Linked DNA regions of Homo sapiens: region 2 is linked to region 1. Evidence: read pairs that join two places in POLR2A ChIA-PET (ENCODE). Cell type or tissue: MCF 10A. All regions are shown on one strand.

Region 1 (8,000 bases):
ACTTGTGATGCTGTGTCACTTTCGGCAGTACAGTGAAGGCTCAGAGAGGTGAAGTGACATGCCTGGACTGACCAGCTAGGGAGATCAAGCCATAGGCAGGTGCAGATGGCATCCACCAACTTAGAACTTGTTTTATTTTTAAGAATCAAAAATCACCCTCTGCTGGATGCCAGTAGCCCTACTGCTTCACACTCATTAGCTAAACCTGAACAAGTCTTAAATCTGTTCTGTAAGGAGGGAGTCAGGAAGTTAAGGATCCATTCAACACAACACGCACAGGTTCTTTTGCCTCCGACCAGGCCAGGAGTGGACCCAGACACAGCGTTTAAAGAGGCACTCGTGCTCCGTGGCTGACCCTGCACTTGCAGGACCCTGAGAATAAGTGCCCTTTACCTGTTGCATGCCCAGAGGCACCTCGCTTACCCCACCCAAGCCCAAGCCTTCCTTCCCATCCAAGCTTATTATTTTAGACCCAAGTCCCACACGAATCCTCTATGGGACAAGCCAGAATCCAGTTCTCAACTTGGGCTGGGCCTTCTGAAGGGTGGGTTTTGTTGTTTTGTAAATGGCCCTTTTCAGTAATTTCCTCCCTCCCTATATCCTCTGCCCATACTGGATAACTTCCTTCTTTTATTTGCATGAATGTTTATAATAGAAAGAGACCTGGATTTAGAGTTAGAAAACCTGAGTTCTAACGTTAACTTGGGAATGTCCCTTAAACCGTGAGCCTCAAAGTCACTCATAAATAGAGATATTAACTCCTGGTTCCCTTCAAAGAATTGCTAAGAGGGTGAAATTAACTTCTGTATGAATATAACTTCTCAACTAAAAAGGAGGCCCCAATTCAGACAGAATTATCGTCATTCGGCAGCAGTAGAGGCAGTAGCAGTAAGTGCTCCTTTGCTGGCTCAAATGTCCAGGGACAGGGCCATAGTTAATAAATCGTTTTTTATCATTATACCAACTTCAAAGCAATGACCTCTCAGGGTCAGGATCAGAAGGGCTCTTAGAGTTTACTGGGAACACGGCCTTCCAACCTGGCTGACTGACAACATACATGAGAACCCTCCAGAAACTACTAAATTAGCATGCAGGTTTTGGGGGAAAATAGGCTAGAAATTGATCTTTGTGGAGAGACTCCCATCTCTAGTCCACTCCCACCCATCCAGGAGATTCCAGTGATGAGCGAGGCTTGAAAAATGACTCGCATCTAGTTCACAGCTTCTCATTCTAAGGTGGAGGCAATTGTCTGGAAAAAGCTAAATCACATAGGTCTCAATTCAACCTGGGAAGTAAGACTGGGACTTGGGGCTCCATGCCAGCCCAGGACTCTTAACCAGGCTGTGTGCCACAGCCTGAAAAGGGAAAAATCAGGGCAGAACTTTGCTTTTGATTAAATACAGAAAAATATTCAGTTCATTCATCCAGAATTATTAAATTATGATTTAAAAAAATGAAATAGAGAAATGAGCTAATACATAGCTATAAAGTTATTTAAATAATTTTATTATGAATATTTTGTGTCTTATTATGATTTATCAGTATTATCTTGTTAATTAATTACACAATATTGAATCTTCCCTTCTAGAGCTTACATCTCTCTGGCTTAGAAACATACAATGCTGAAAAACAGACAACACGTCTCCTCTGAATTGGGGTTTTTAGAAAGGCATAGCAAATAGATCTCCACTTGAAAAGGCACTGGATTGCAAAATTGCCAAATTAGAATTGATCAATAAAGCAGCTGACCCTTGGTGGTGAGTCTCCTAGTTACAGGAATCAAACCTATCTTAAGTTTTATAACATGCAGACCTCAAAACACAAAAACCACAAAAAGCCCCACATTTTCCCACTCACACTTCACATAGTTTTCTTGTTCTCTGACTGATCATTTTATTATTTATTTTATTTTATTTTTTTTGAGATGGAGTCTTGCTGTGTCACCCAGATTGGAGTGCAGTGGCACGATCTCGGCTCACTGCAACCTCCGCCTCCCGGGTTCAAGCCATTCTCCTGCCTCAGCCTCCCAAGCAGCTGAGATTACAGGCACCTGCCACCTCGCCTGGCTAATTTTTTTGTATTTTTAGTAGAGACAGGGTTTCACCATGTTGGCCAGGCTGGTCTCAAACTCTTGAGCTCAGGTGATGTACCTGCCTCGGCCTCCCAAAGTGCTGGGATTATAAGGGTGAGCCACCACGCCCAGCCTGACTGATCATTTTAATCAAGCTGGTTTGCACAGTTAAGATACAACCTTGGTAGATGACAGATACATAGAGAACAGGGTTGGCAAATATTTCCCCCCAAAGATGAGATTGTAAATTTTTTAAGACTTTGCGGACCATATGGTCTCTGTCGCAATGACTCAACTCTGTTGTTGCAGCGTGGAAGCAGCTATAGGCCACACACAAGTGGGAGTGGCTGTGTTCCAATAGAACTTTATCCACAAAAACAGGTATCAGGCCTAATTCAGCCCATGGGACACAGTTTGCCACCGCCTATTATAGATGAAAGAGACCATTTTAAACACACACACATGCCTAGGAATTTATACTTCCAAATAAGCTTTATCCTTCTAAGCAGTTATGCCATTTCCCCCTGATGTTTTTATTGCTCCAAAATGTTTTGAGACCCAGAGCTGCTTTCAGAATTAGTTTCAATCTACTAAAAATCAGTCATATTACTTTGTAGAGGACATCACACATACAGTTTCCAACTAATCTACTTTTTTTACTAGGACTGATAGTACAGTAAGAAAGAAATCTAAGGATAAGAGTATGTGCTACTCAAGACAAAAGGTGTATAATCCAACCTTTAACAGCCCAAACCAGCATTTCTCTGTTGGAGGAAGGTGTAGGCTTTGGAAAGATAGGCTCACTTACTTGCAGATAGTACAAGCAAAGCAATTGGGATGGTAGGTCTTGCCCAGAGCAGTCACCACTTCGCCCTCCACGAACTCCCCACAGCCATGGCAGCGTGTCCCGTACATCCGCTGGTAGTCCAGGGTGCAGAGATACTCTCCGTTCTTTATGAAGAAGCCCCCTTGTGCCAGGTCACAGCCACACACTGTAGAGAGACAAGTTCACATCTGGTCATTATCTGCCACACTGCCGGGCAGCACTGCCTTTGAGTGAATACTGACTGGTTGCTCACCCTGTGATCTCAATGGTTTGGGGCTAGGGAGGGGATGGCTACAAAGAGCTATTTATTATTGGGCTCTGACCCTCCCTTTGGGAGCTATGCAATATCTCATACAAGTAAAATCCACTGGCTAGGTCTCAACAGCTTTTGTGATATGTCTAAAATTCTGAGATAATCAAACAGTCTTTGATAGAAAGATACCCTTCATTCAGGCTGTCTCAAATATGAGCAAAGGTGTCCCTGGCAGTGTGCTATTTAGGAAAGGTGCCCACTGCCTGCCCACACAACCACATGGTTTGGGCCAAGATTGTTAGGAGTTGAGTAATAAATTTCCATTATACCAAAGGCAGTAGCTGAAATTTCCGATAGCTGTATTTTTTCACACTCTGGAACTACTTTCCACTGCTACGAAAAATTCAGATGTTTCATTTTTTCTTTGTGCAGTAAATAGAATAAGCCAATTATTTATATATTATAGAGAGATAAAAAACAAACAGGCAAAAGAGGAAAGACCTGTTATTTGGATGCTTTATTGTGTCTGGATTTTGGCATCTCCTTCCGACTGTGCAGCTGTGGATTAGGGAGATGGTGCAAACAGGCAGTGGGAGCTTGGGCCTGGTCTACGTGTTCAGACAAGACCAGAGTAGGTCACAACAATTTGTCTGCAAATAAAGCCTAAAGCAGTCCCTGACAGTAAAGATCTCTCTCTGCCAAATGGCTGAGAAGCAACAGCCAAAGCTGGAAATCTCTGACCCTAACCTTGCTATCCCCAAGGTCAACTGATTCCAATTTATAATTCCTTAGGCAAAGAATCCAGGATTCTTCTTGATTATTTGGTATTCAGTTGGGGTGGGGACAAGGTGAGTTCAATCAGTAAATTGCTTTCCTAAGGACCTGCTCGAATGCTCCCAGGGTTCATCTGCTGAGTTCCCATGACTCCTTAATTCATCTAGATGAACTAGGGCTTCAGTAAGGTTCTGATGAAAGTCACGACTCCCCCACCTTCAGTCAGGACTCTTCACTAACTACAAGCTACGGAAGACGTTCAAGGTGATCCAAAACCCACAAACAAACTTTCCATTGTGGATTCATCAGTCTTTGTTTAGATCAACACTCCACAGCCATGACCTTCTTCTTTGCAATTTACAATTAAGTAACCCAAGATTATGGCCTGAGTCCATCATGCCTGAAACTGACCACCCTATAAATACTCCTGTGATCATATTATCTGGAAAACAGCTCATTCACCACCTGCTGCCTCCTCTCACCTGCCAACCTCTCCTCTGCCCCCACTGTTCTCCCACCTGCTTCTTCTTCCCCAGATGAGTCCTGTGGGTCAGGGGAACCCACGTGTGGATTGGCCTCATTCTGATTGCAAATTCCTTCAGCAACAATAGGCAGTCTGGGGGTAGCGGGTCACAGAACCTTAGAGTGTTTTCTTCAATATCTGTCTATGTGCAGATCTTATTTTTCTACAAGATGGCAAGGTATTTGAGGGGTGAGAGTCTTCTTTTGATTCTTCTTCAGGAACCTAATTGTATCTAATATAAAACAGGAAACACAATGTTTGAAATAAACTGAATCCTGCCTGAAACTTGGCAGGTTCCCACTGATTTCACTCCTCAGTGACATCAAGTTCTGATGACTCAGTTATTTTTCCAAACTTAGGATTTCTCAAAGCCCTGAGAAGTGACACAACAATGCATCCAGACTACTGGTAATTCCCTAAATTCTCTCCTCCAGTCAGCTATGGCTTAAAAATGCAGAGTCGTTATACAAAGATGTGGTGTCAAAAGGGTAATCTGGTGGCAATACACAAAAAATAGATTGAGATAGTTTCAAAGCTAATTCTAAATGTTTTAGAAATTATTTGTATTTACTGCTTTCTTAGGGCACCTGTCTGCAGCCTTTTCCAGATCACATGGTTTTGTGAAATTGACATATAGTATCCTTTATTAATAAAGTCCTAGTTTCTGTGAACATAACATAGCCTTAAAAAATGAATTCTTAACACTACTGAGAGATGCCAAGCTACATTCAAACTGTGCCTTATTATGATTTGATTTGGCTTTTTCCTTAAAGTAGTGCTCAAGGTGGCTTACAAACCATACCATTATTTCTGGTGGTTTATACAAGGAAACCAGTGTTTGATGTGACTCCCAGAGGCAGGTGTTCCTAAAGGCATATGCAACAAGCAGTGAGAAGGGGGGCCTATGATGCCAGTACCTAAAATATACTTAACATTATTACATTTCCTGAAAATGGACCAGCTGTCACATCATTTCAGACTCTTCCCTCTCTTGCCTCCCCAGGCTTTACTTTCCTGTTTCTCCTCCTCTGTCTACTCCTTCTCAGTCTCAGTGGCCAGGCCCCTAAATGCAGGTCACTCCTATGGGTGCCATCTCCTCCCTCTATGATGTAAGGCCTCCCTGGGAACAGATCTCATTCACTCTCACAACCTCAACTATAACTTTATGCGAGGGATGATCAAATTAATGATCTCTCTCTGTGATGTCTTCCCCAAGCTTTAGACCCTGATTTGTAGCTGTGTGCTGGGCACAGGCAGACCGCCATGCCTCTCTCAAACCCAGCATTTTCCAAACACACCCTTTCCTCACAGTTGCTCTGCCATCCCCCATAAAACCTTCTGCTGTTCTTTTTCTATTCCCTTTCTCATCAAAATGGTAGCTGTATCCATTCTCCAACTCTTACATCAACATCAACATTTTCTGTTGTTTTTTTTTTTTTTGAGATGGAGTTTCGCTCTTGCTGTCCAGGGTGGAGTGCAATGGCATGAATTCGGCTCACTACAACCTCCACCTCTCCAGTTCAAGCGATTCTCCTGCCTCAGCCTCCCAAGTAGCTGGGATTACAGGCATGTGCCACCACACCCGGCTAATTTTGTATTTTTAGTAGAGATGGGGTTTCACCATGTTGGTGAGGCTGGTGTTGAACTCGTAACCTCAGGTGATCTGCCCAACTCGGCCTCCCAAAATGCTGGGATTACAGGTATCAGCCACCACGCCCAGCCAACATCAACATCTTCAACTGGACCCAAATCCAACCCATTTCCCCAATGAGGTGTTTCTTTTTCTTTCTTTCTTTCTTTTCTTTTTTTTTTTTTTTTTGAGATGGAGTTTCACTCTTTGTTGCCCAGGCTGGAGTGCAGTGGCATGATCTCAGCTCACTGCAACCTCTGCCTCCTGGGTTCAAGCGATTCTCCTGTCTCAGCCTCCCGAGTAGCTGGGATTACAGGTCCCTGCCACCACGCCTGGCTAATTTTTGTATTTTTAGTAGAGATGGGGTTTCACCACATTGGCCAGGCTGGTCTTGAACTCCTGACCACAGGTGATCTGCCCACCTCAGCCTCCCAAAGTACTGTTATTACAGACGTGAGACACTGCTCCTGGCCCAATGAGGTGTTTCTTTGATCCATTCCCTCCTCTGCCTTCTTGCTATCACTACTCAAAACCTGGCCTTCAGCATGGCTCTGCTGTAGTAAAACAATTTTTTTTAACAACATTTGTATTGGCAGGAAAAGAAAAACAACAGGAAACAATCTAAACTTTCATTAGTAGAAAAATAGTTGAATAAATTATGCTATGTCCAGTCTATGGAGCTGGTATTAAAAAGAATGAATTTAGCCCTCTGGATTGTGGATATTGACAGCCCTCTACGTTGCAGACATTGATCTGTCTGTGATATATTGTTCAGTGAAAAGAACAAATGTCACAGAGTAAACGATTTTAAAAATCCCATTTTTAGATAAGTCATGTTTTTATGAACTAGGTAAAGTGAGTTAACATAAACAGAACCATTAAATTGGTTCTCTCAGGAGGGTAAAGAATTATTAATTTTTTCTTCATATACCCACTTGTCAGTCCATTTTGTAATTTTATTTTTAATTGTGACAAAATGCATATAACAAAAAATTTACCATCTTAATCATTTTTAAGTGTACAGGTCAGTGGCATTAGATACATTCACATTGTTGTGCAACCATCACTGCTATCCATCCACAGAACTCTTTTCATCTTGCAAAACTGAAACTCTGCACCCATTAAAATCCCTATTCCCTCTTCCTCCAGCCCTGGGCAACCCCATTCTACTTTCTATCTCTATGAATTTAACTCCTCTAGGTTCCTCATATAAATAGAAGTTCACCTTTAATCACAGTAATGTTAAGAAAAATTATCCAAAACTTGTAAACAAGGTAAAGGGAAGAAGGCATGTTCTTTAAATGTCATACTGGGGCATTGTTTCACAGATCACATAAGGATTATTTCATTATCCGGGGAGACTAGATCGGTGTTGGACAAGCCCTTTCCTATTGATGAAAGGCCCAGACTTTAGAAGTTAATGTTAACTTTTTTATTCTTGTCCAGTAGAGATGCAGATGACTTCTGTCTGGTTTTATCATCGTGTTGAACCATGAATCAGTTTTACATCTAGCCCAGCCATCTTATTCTGACATTCCTTTTTGAATGCCTTTATAACCCACTCCTTTATTTTAATATTATATATTATATATTATATATATATATATTTTTTAGACAAGGTCTTGCTCTGTTGCCCAGCATGGAGTACAGTGGCATGATCATAACTCACTGCAGCCTTCAACTCCTGGGTGCAAGAAAACCTCCTGCCCTAGCCTCCCAAGTAGCTTAGGACTATAGGCATGTGCCACCAGGCCCAGCTAATTTTTAATTTTTTTGTATACACAGGCTGGTTTCTTGCTATATTACACAGGCTGGTCTTGAACTCTCGGCCTCAAGTGATCTTCCTGCCTTGGCCTCCCAAACTGTTGGGAATATAGGCATGAACCACGGCACCCAGCCAACCCAACTTTATTTCTCCTTGGA
Region 2 (8,000 bases), 150 kb after region 1:
GAAATGGAATAAAGGGGCAGGGAGATTTTAATGGCTGAAAAGGGAATAAATAAAAGCATGGGCTACTACCTTGGAGGACAAATTTAGGTGGGATTATACTGGAGGCACTGAGCCAGGCCAGCATAAAAGGGCTGAGGGGAAAGGGCAGAATGCACCTTGAACTTGACAAAACCTTGCAAAATGTCACCAACCTATTATTGGCTGACTCTTGCCCATCCTCCTCCTCTCCACCACCTAACATGCAGGCAGCTTTCACTGCTTTTGCAGCCCGCCTGACATGCCTACATAAATTGAGTAGAAATAATTTGTGTTTCAGTGGAAAAGTATGCTTTGTCTACACAGCACACACTTGAGGGTTATCTGATTCTAGCCCTGTTCATTGTCTGTGAGCTCTTTTGTACCTCTTTATATTGTAGGTAACTAACTGATAAATATGCAATCTTTGTCTTGCCTGGTAGAGATTCAATTATCTTTCCTCCTACCCTGTGGAAAAATCAGTTTGCCTCCATTTACATATTCATTTCAATATTGTGATCTAGAAATGTATGTTTTTCAATTCTCTTCTGAACTGGTTATAACATCTGCGTGGTTCCTTCATTGGTGGAGTAAAATAAAATCTTTGACCTATATTCATTTTGATATCTGCAGGAGAGTCATGATTTTATTTATTTATGAAAACCCTTTTAACAATTGTGATTGCCTCTACTCCAAAATTTTGGTTGCTTTATTAAAAAGAAGCTTCCTCATTTTGTATCTGGAAAGTGATTGATGATATTTACATTGCACATTCATTATTATTGTGCAACAGAAAAAGCCTGTAACAAGAGACTCACAGGGGTCCTCAGTTCTGCCACTTACTAGGTGTTGGTCCTTGAGTAAGTTGCTTAATTTTGGGGGGCCTCAGTTTCTCCATCTGTGAAATGTGGCCACTGCGAGGATCAAGAGAGAATATAGATGAAAGTATGAGCAAGACTACAAAGGCTCTCAAATGAGAGCTATCCTCACTGTCATTACCACCTTTATGGAAGTAAGGAATTCCTGAAATTAGGTAAACTCGGCCTCTCCTGTTTCTGCCTCAGGCCATGAAACAGGCAAAGTTGTCTTTGGCAATGGACATTCCCTTGCACAAGGCCTGCCCTGAGAGTCACCCTGTCTTGCCCAACCTGCTCTCTCCCTCATCCCATCTCCTTCCCATCATTCCCTAGAGGCTCTACTGAAAGGTATTTATTTTGTAATTAATTCTTTCAAGGCCTTCCAAGGTGAAGATGGTCCCACCCTAATAAAGGCCAGGAGAGCTCTGAGAAGTCCTGCCTTCCTCTCACGAGAACAGCAGGCACCTTTCACAAAGACTTTCCAAGGGCCAGGCCCTCACCTGGACTGTCCGGCCCTAAGGAGAGACTCAAAGAAGGCTATGAGGCCAGGGGACAGCTTATGTAGTTTCCCCACCCAGGGGAAACAGGTGAGTTGGCTGCAGGGTGCTCCTTGACCACACCAGGCAGAGCCACCAGATGCCCAATGTCTGCCTTGCTTCAGGCAGTAAATAGGCCTGCTTATTCTCTTACAGCCACGTGCAGTACATTCAATTAAAAGAATTAATTTAAACAAGTAAAATGATGTTTCTCTTTTCTCTTTTCTCCCTCCATCCCCAGCCACACAAAATAATTTAATACCATGTTTACAAAGGGAAAGGAAATCTTCCTCAACAAGCATCGGGCCCTCACTCCAAAACTAGCATTTAAGAGTGTATTTTTAAAACCTCCAATTTTAAAATTGATCAATATCCCTCCGAATTTAAAGAGCCCATAATTTGTGAACTAACAAATTCCACAACTAGCAATTTACCTGGTGGATATACCAGCAAAAACAGGCCAAAGATGTATGTACAAGGATGTTTCCTACAGCACAATTTGTAAACACCAAAACCAAACAAGCAACAGAGACAAAGACAAAATCCTAGAAACACTGAAATATCCATTAGCAGGAAATGTGGAGCTGGGTTTTATAAAATGTAGACCATCTATACAATAAATTCATATTTATGAACAAGGAGCCAGCATACCTGTATGTGCCAATGTGACAAAACCCCAAGGGAGATTATCAAATTTAAAAAACAAAGCACAAAATGGTGCGTAGAGTATGGTCGCTTTTGGGAAATGAAGTGTATTTCTTCTGGAAGAACACAAGAACATGAAGAAACTGTTTTTGAGGAGATGCACTGGGAGTTAGGAAAGGAGGAAGTCTCTGCAAGAACCATTCAGATGGGAGCTATGTAGGTATCAGGTTGGTGCAAAACTAATTGCGGTTTCTACCGTTCACTATATATAATATATATATTTACATATGATATATATAAAATGTGTGTGTGTGTGTGTGTGTGTGTGTGTGTGTGTGTACTTGCTCTGTCATCCAGGCAGGGCTCAGTGGTGCAATCACAGCTCACCGTAGCCTCAACCTCTCAGACTCAAGCGATTCTCCTACCTCAGCCTCTCAGAGCAGCTGGAACTACAGGTGCACACCACCATGCACAGCTAATTGTTTTCTGTTTTTTGTAGAGATGGGGTCTCGCTATTTGGCCTGGGCTGGTCTTGAACCCCTGGGCTCAAGTGATCTTCCCGCTTTTGCCTTTGAAAGTGGTGGGATTACAGGCATGAGCCACCATGCCTGGCCTTGTGTGACTTGAGTTCAAAATAATTTTTAAAAGCGTTTCCATATTTTTAAGAAACTAATAATTATTTTTAATACCTCCAAAAGATATGAGTGTGTGACTTGTAAAAAGTTTTAGGGAATAGGTTTAGAAATTTGTTGTTGTTGTTACAAAATGAACCTGAGTAAGTAGAAAGTAATTTTCACCAAAATGTTCAATTTTGCCAGTAGGCAAAAAGGTTTTGTGAGTTTGTTAGGCTATTCTTGCATTGCTACAAAGAAACATTCGAGACTGGGTAATTGATAAAGAAAAAATATTAGTTGGCCCACGGTTCTACAGGCTATACAGGAAGCATAGCGGCATCTGCTTCTGGGGACACTTCAGGAAGCTTCCAATCATGGTATAAGGCAAAGGGGGAAGGAACAGGCACATCACATGGCAAAAGCAGGAGAAAGGGAGACTGGGGGGAGATTTTAAACAACCAGAGATCACAATAGTTCACTCACCACTATCACAAGAACAGCACCCAGTGGATCACCTGAGGTCAGGAGTCCCAGACCAGCCTGACCAACATGGTGAAACCCCGTCTCCACTAAAAATACAAAAAATTAGCTGAGCGTGGTGGCGGGCAACTGTAATTCCAGCTATTCGGGAGGCTGAGGCAGGAGAATCCCTTGAACTGGGAGACAGAGGTTGCAGGGAGTGGAGATAGCACCACTGCACTCCAGCCTGGTCAGTAGAGTGAGACTCCGTCTCAAAAAAACACACAAAAAAAGAACAGCACCCAGGGGATGGCGCTAAAGCATTCATGAGAAATCCGCCCCCATGATCCAGTCACCTCCCACCAGGCCCCACCTCCAACAATGGGGGCTACATTTCAACCTGACATTTGGGTAGGGACATACATTTAAACCATATCAGTGAGTTAGAGCAATTCAACTTGGTCTACCTTGCAGAAACAATGTTCAGTGTGAACCCATGCAAAGAATAGCAATAAAGCAAGCCAAAGAATTCTACAGAATCTCAAAATGTCGTCATCAAAACCTTTACCTTCCTTTGGAAATTGACATGCACCAAAGTATAAACAAATCAACAGGCTCATTTAATCTCCCTGCCACCTTTTCTGAAGTGAGTCTGCTGGCATACCAAGATAAATGTATGGTGTCACCTGCCAAAACAAACAAATGCTTAAAAAGCCTTCACCCAGAAAGAATAGTTTCACCTTAGGAACTATTCTTAATAGTTAACAAGATAAAATTTCAAGTGACAATTCAAAACTTTCTGTTTGTGTCTTGATACAATATCAAAAGAGTATAATGCGATATCTAGGAAGATGTGAAACAAATGCAAAAAAGTATTTCTCAGTCATCCAAGAATTGAGAATTTTCCCAATGTTAAAGTGGTCTCTTATCAATGGATTGCCCATGTCATAGAAAAAAGGCTGGATAACCACTTTACAATATACAAACAAATAAATTCCAAATGCATTAAAAATCATAATAGGAAAAGTCAAACTGAAACTTTTAGAAGAGAATACAGAATAGCTTTAATGAATTCATAGCAAGAAAGAATTTCTTAAACGGGTCAAAAAACTCAAATCATAAAGAAAATATTTAATAAAATTGGCTATATTAAAATTTAAAATTTCTGGCTGGATGTGATGGCCCACGCCTGTAATCCAGCACTTTGGGAGGCCAAGGTGGGCAGATCACTTGAGCCCAGGGGTTTGAGACCAGCCTGGGCAACATGGAGAAGCCCCATCTCTACAAAAAATACAAAAGTTAGCCAGGCATGGTGGCTCATGCCTGTATTCCTAGCTACCCGGGAAGTCAAGGCTACAGTGAGCCATGATCATGCCACATTGCACTCCAGCCTGGGCAACAGAGCAAGACCTTTTCTCAAAAATAAATAAATAAAATTTCTGTTCAAAAACAGCCACCATAAAAACAAACTGGGAGATGTGTAAAATATACAACAAAGAATGAACATCCAGAATTTACAAACAACACCTACAAGTCAATTTTAAAAAGACAGAGTAATCTATTGGAAAATGGATAAAGATACTAATAGTCGGTTCACAACTGAGGAAAAGCAAATGACTGTAATCATATGAAAATGTGTTATTCAGACTCATTAGTAATCAGGAAAAGGAAAATTAAAACTAAAGTAAGATTTTGCATACTCAAACTTGACAATGGCAAGTGTTGACAAATTTGTGGAGAAACGGGAACGCTTTTATACTGCTGGTAATATAAACCCACACAGGCACTCTGAAGAGGAAAATTTTAATATCTAATAAAGCAAAGGTGCACAAATCCGAAACCCCAATAGTTCCTCTCTGTTTATGCACGCTGCATCAGGAAGACACATGTAAGCATGTTCATTGCATCATTATTGTAATGGCAAGACATTGAAGGGAGGGAGTATCTAAATATCCATCAACATTAAGAATGGGTAAATAATGACATAGTCATAAAATACGATAAGGCAGTAAAAAAAAAAAAAAAAAGAGTGAGCTATAGCAACATGTACCAACATGAATTAATCTGAAAGACAAAATGGAGAGCCAAAAAAAAAAAAAATAGAAAAAACAAAAAGCAAGCTGTGGATGCTTTTATATTAAGGGTAAAAATGTGCAAAGCTGTGATGTGTATTGTTCGTCTACATATATATGTGAGAATACTCTAAAAGCATGATAGTGAGAACACCAAATTCAATTACCTCTGGGCAGAGGAGATTTAAGTGATCTGGGAGGGGCCTGTAGGAGAATTCAGCTGTATTTGTAACATTTTATTTCTTAAAACAATCTGAAGTATGGCAAAACTGTAACATTCTATATAGCAGGGTGCATATCATGCTTTTTCTGTTCTTTTCTGTATGTTCCAAACACTTTTTATTTTAAAGTGCTCATGAAGTAATGTTTTCCAATATGCAGTTAAGGAGTCCATCCATGCATTCATTCATTCATTCAAATATACTGAGCATAAGCAGGCACCTTTCTAGGTACTGCAACAGTAACATTTACTCTGCGTAGCCAAGTTACAGGCCTGTGCTAAGCATCTTACATGCTTTAGCTCTTTTAATCCTAATTTCATCCTCATGCTCTCATGAGGAAAGTGAGGCCTAGGGAAAGTACTTGACCAAGGTCTCACAGTGAGCAAGTAGCAGAACTAAGATATGACCCAGAAGGACTCCAAAGCCAATGTTCTCCACCATGACGCTCCACATCCAGAGGCTTAAATGCATGGATACACCCTGAGCTCCAAAACATGCTGGCCCTTCCACTCAGCCTGGCAGCACCACCCTGTTCTCACGCTGACCACACCATCAAACTCTAAGGCTCCAGGGAAATGAGGACTCTATTTTAAAAAGATTAAGGGCTTCTGGTCTCTCATGACCAGAGCTAATTATCTCTAGTATAAAAATACCCCAAGGGCCAAATCTGGAAGTAATTTGCACAGTCCAATTCCCAAATTGAAACAGAAGCTACTGAATGAGTGTTTAAGTTCTTTGATTGTGAATGACCATGACTGCCCTAAGGACACAGGACATAGGAAACTGTGTGGCTTGGGTAAGGAATGGAATCTGGACACAAATCCAAGGTGTTTCTGAAACCCACGACTGAGAAAATGAGACCATACAACCATATTTTGAGAAATAGGGAAAAGGCAATATTCTGATGGTACTGAAGTTTGCTAGGCAAAACTCCTTTCTAATGGTTTTGCCTGTGGTCTACTGCTCTGCTAATAAAAAGCCATGTTATTCAGCTTGGCCAGTACAATTACTGGGTAAAAAATAAGCCAATGAAAAAACAACAGTTTTCTCACTCTTTAAGCCACTTCACTAGAATACAAACGTTTTGAGAACAGGGGCATTATTATGTCAGTTAACTTTCATTTCATTCAAATAAGTCAACCTAATTCAGTGGCTTTCTATTCTTCATCCAAAAACTCCTTTACTTTTCATACAAACGGTTGTATTTCTTTTCTGAAATAATGTGAACACAAAGAATTTATTCCGTAAAAGGAAAATGTAGAATATAAGTAGCTGGAATGCTGTTTCCTATAATGAAGTACAGAATTCTACTTAGGAGCTGGGTGTGGTGGCTCACGCCTGTGATCCCTGCACTTTGGGAGGCCAAAGCAGGTGGATCCCTTGAGGTCAGGAGTTCCAGACCAGCCTGGGAAACATGGTGAAACCCCATCTCTACTAAAAATACAAAAATTAGCCAGGTGTGGCGATGCACGCCTATAATCCCAGCTACTCAGGAGGCTGAGGCAGAAGAATCGCTTGAACCTAAGAAGCAGAGGTTGCAGTGAGCCGAGATCGTGCCACTGCACTCCAGTCTGGTCAACAGTGTGAAACTCCATCTCAAAAAAAAAAAAAAAAAAAAAAGAATTCCACGTAGAGAAGGGCTGAGTAAGCACTATGATCAGTCACCAAGAGAAATCTGGAGCCACTGGACTTAATGAAACTATTGATGGATTATGTAACTGATCCCTAAATTACACAAATTAGAGCTAAGTTCATAGCCAACCAATGGCAAGTATATGGATCTTTAAAGAATAATACTGGTTTTATTCATAAATCAATTAAATATCTATATGATTTTTTCAACTTTCTCATCGACTTTGTTTTTGAGATACAACGTACATATCAACTCACCCTTTTAAAGTGTACAATTTAGTGGTTTTTGGTATATTCAAGCAGTTGTGCAACCATCACTACTACCTAATTCTGTAATATTTCATCACACCAAAATAAAACCTTGTGTCCATTTGCAGTCACTCCTCATTCCCCCTCCTCCAGGCCATGGCAACCACTAGTCTACTTTTTGTCCCTAGACATTTACCTATTCTGGATATTTCATGTAAATAGAATCACACAATATCTGATCTTTGGTGCTGGTCTCTTTCACTTAGTGTGTTTTCAAGGTCCATCCATATTATAGCATGCATGAGCTCTACTTAATTCCTTTTCACTGTTGAATAATATACCATTGTACGGATACACCACATTTTGTTTATCTATTCACCAGTTGATGTATATTTGAGTTGTTTGCAATTTTGGCTATTATGAATAATGGGCTGTACACATTTGTGTACAAGTTTTTGCATAGATTGTTTGTTTGTTTGAGCTGGAGTCTCACTCTGTCGCCCAGGCTGGAGTGCAGTGGCATGATCTTGGCTCACTGCAACCTCCGCCTCCCGGGTTCAAGCAATTCTCCTGGCTCAGCCTTGCGAGTAGCTGAGATTACAGGTGCCTGCCACCACACCCAGATAATTTTTTTTATTTTTAGTAGAAACAGGGTTTCACCATGTTGCCCAGGCTAGTCTTGAACTCCTGACCTCAGGTG

The links. ChIA-PET counts read pairs that join two places held together with the same protein. Peaks named below come from ENCODE experiments on the same cell type or tissue, not always from the same donor. Only the 100,000 strongest peaks of a DNase experiment are listed, where the experiment ranks them.
Region 2: POLR2A ChIA-PET joins it to region 1 with 5 read pairs; 1 of 35 experiments calls an interaction of 5 or more read pairs at or near these places.

Annotation. Positions count from the first base shown.
Region 1 is chr10:114,572,537-114,580,536 of GRCh38, forward strand. It overlaps ABLIM1 (actin binding LIM protein 1), which reads right to left. Exons shown (of 23, transcript NM_002313.7): 3 at 2,880-3,063. Among named protein-coding and RNA genes, the nearest start is that of ABLIM1, 82 kb to the right of the region's middle. In MCF 10A, no CTCF peak of the experiment used is centred here; DNase peaks (open chromatin) are centred at 3,435, 3,715 and 4,775.
Region 2 is chr10:114,723,381-114,731,380 of GRCh38, forward strand. It overlaps a transcript of ABLIM1 not described here. Among named protein-coding and RNA genes, the nearest start is that of ABLIM1, 69 kb to the left of the region's middle. In MCF 10A, no CTCF peak of the experiment used is centred here; DNase peaks (open chromatin) are centred at 1,121 and 3,761.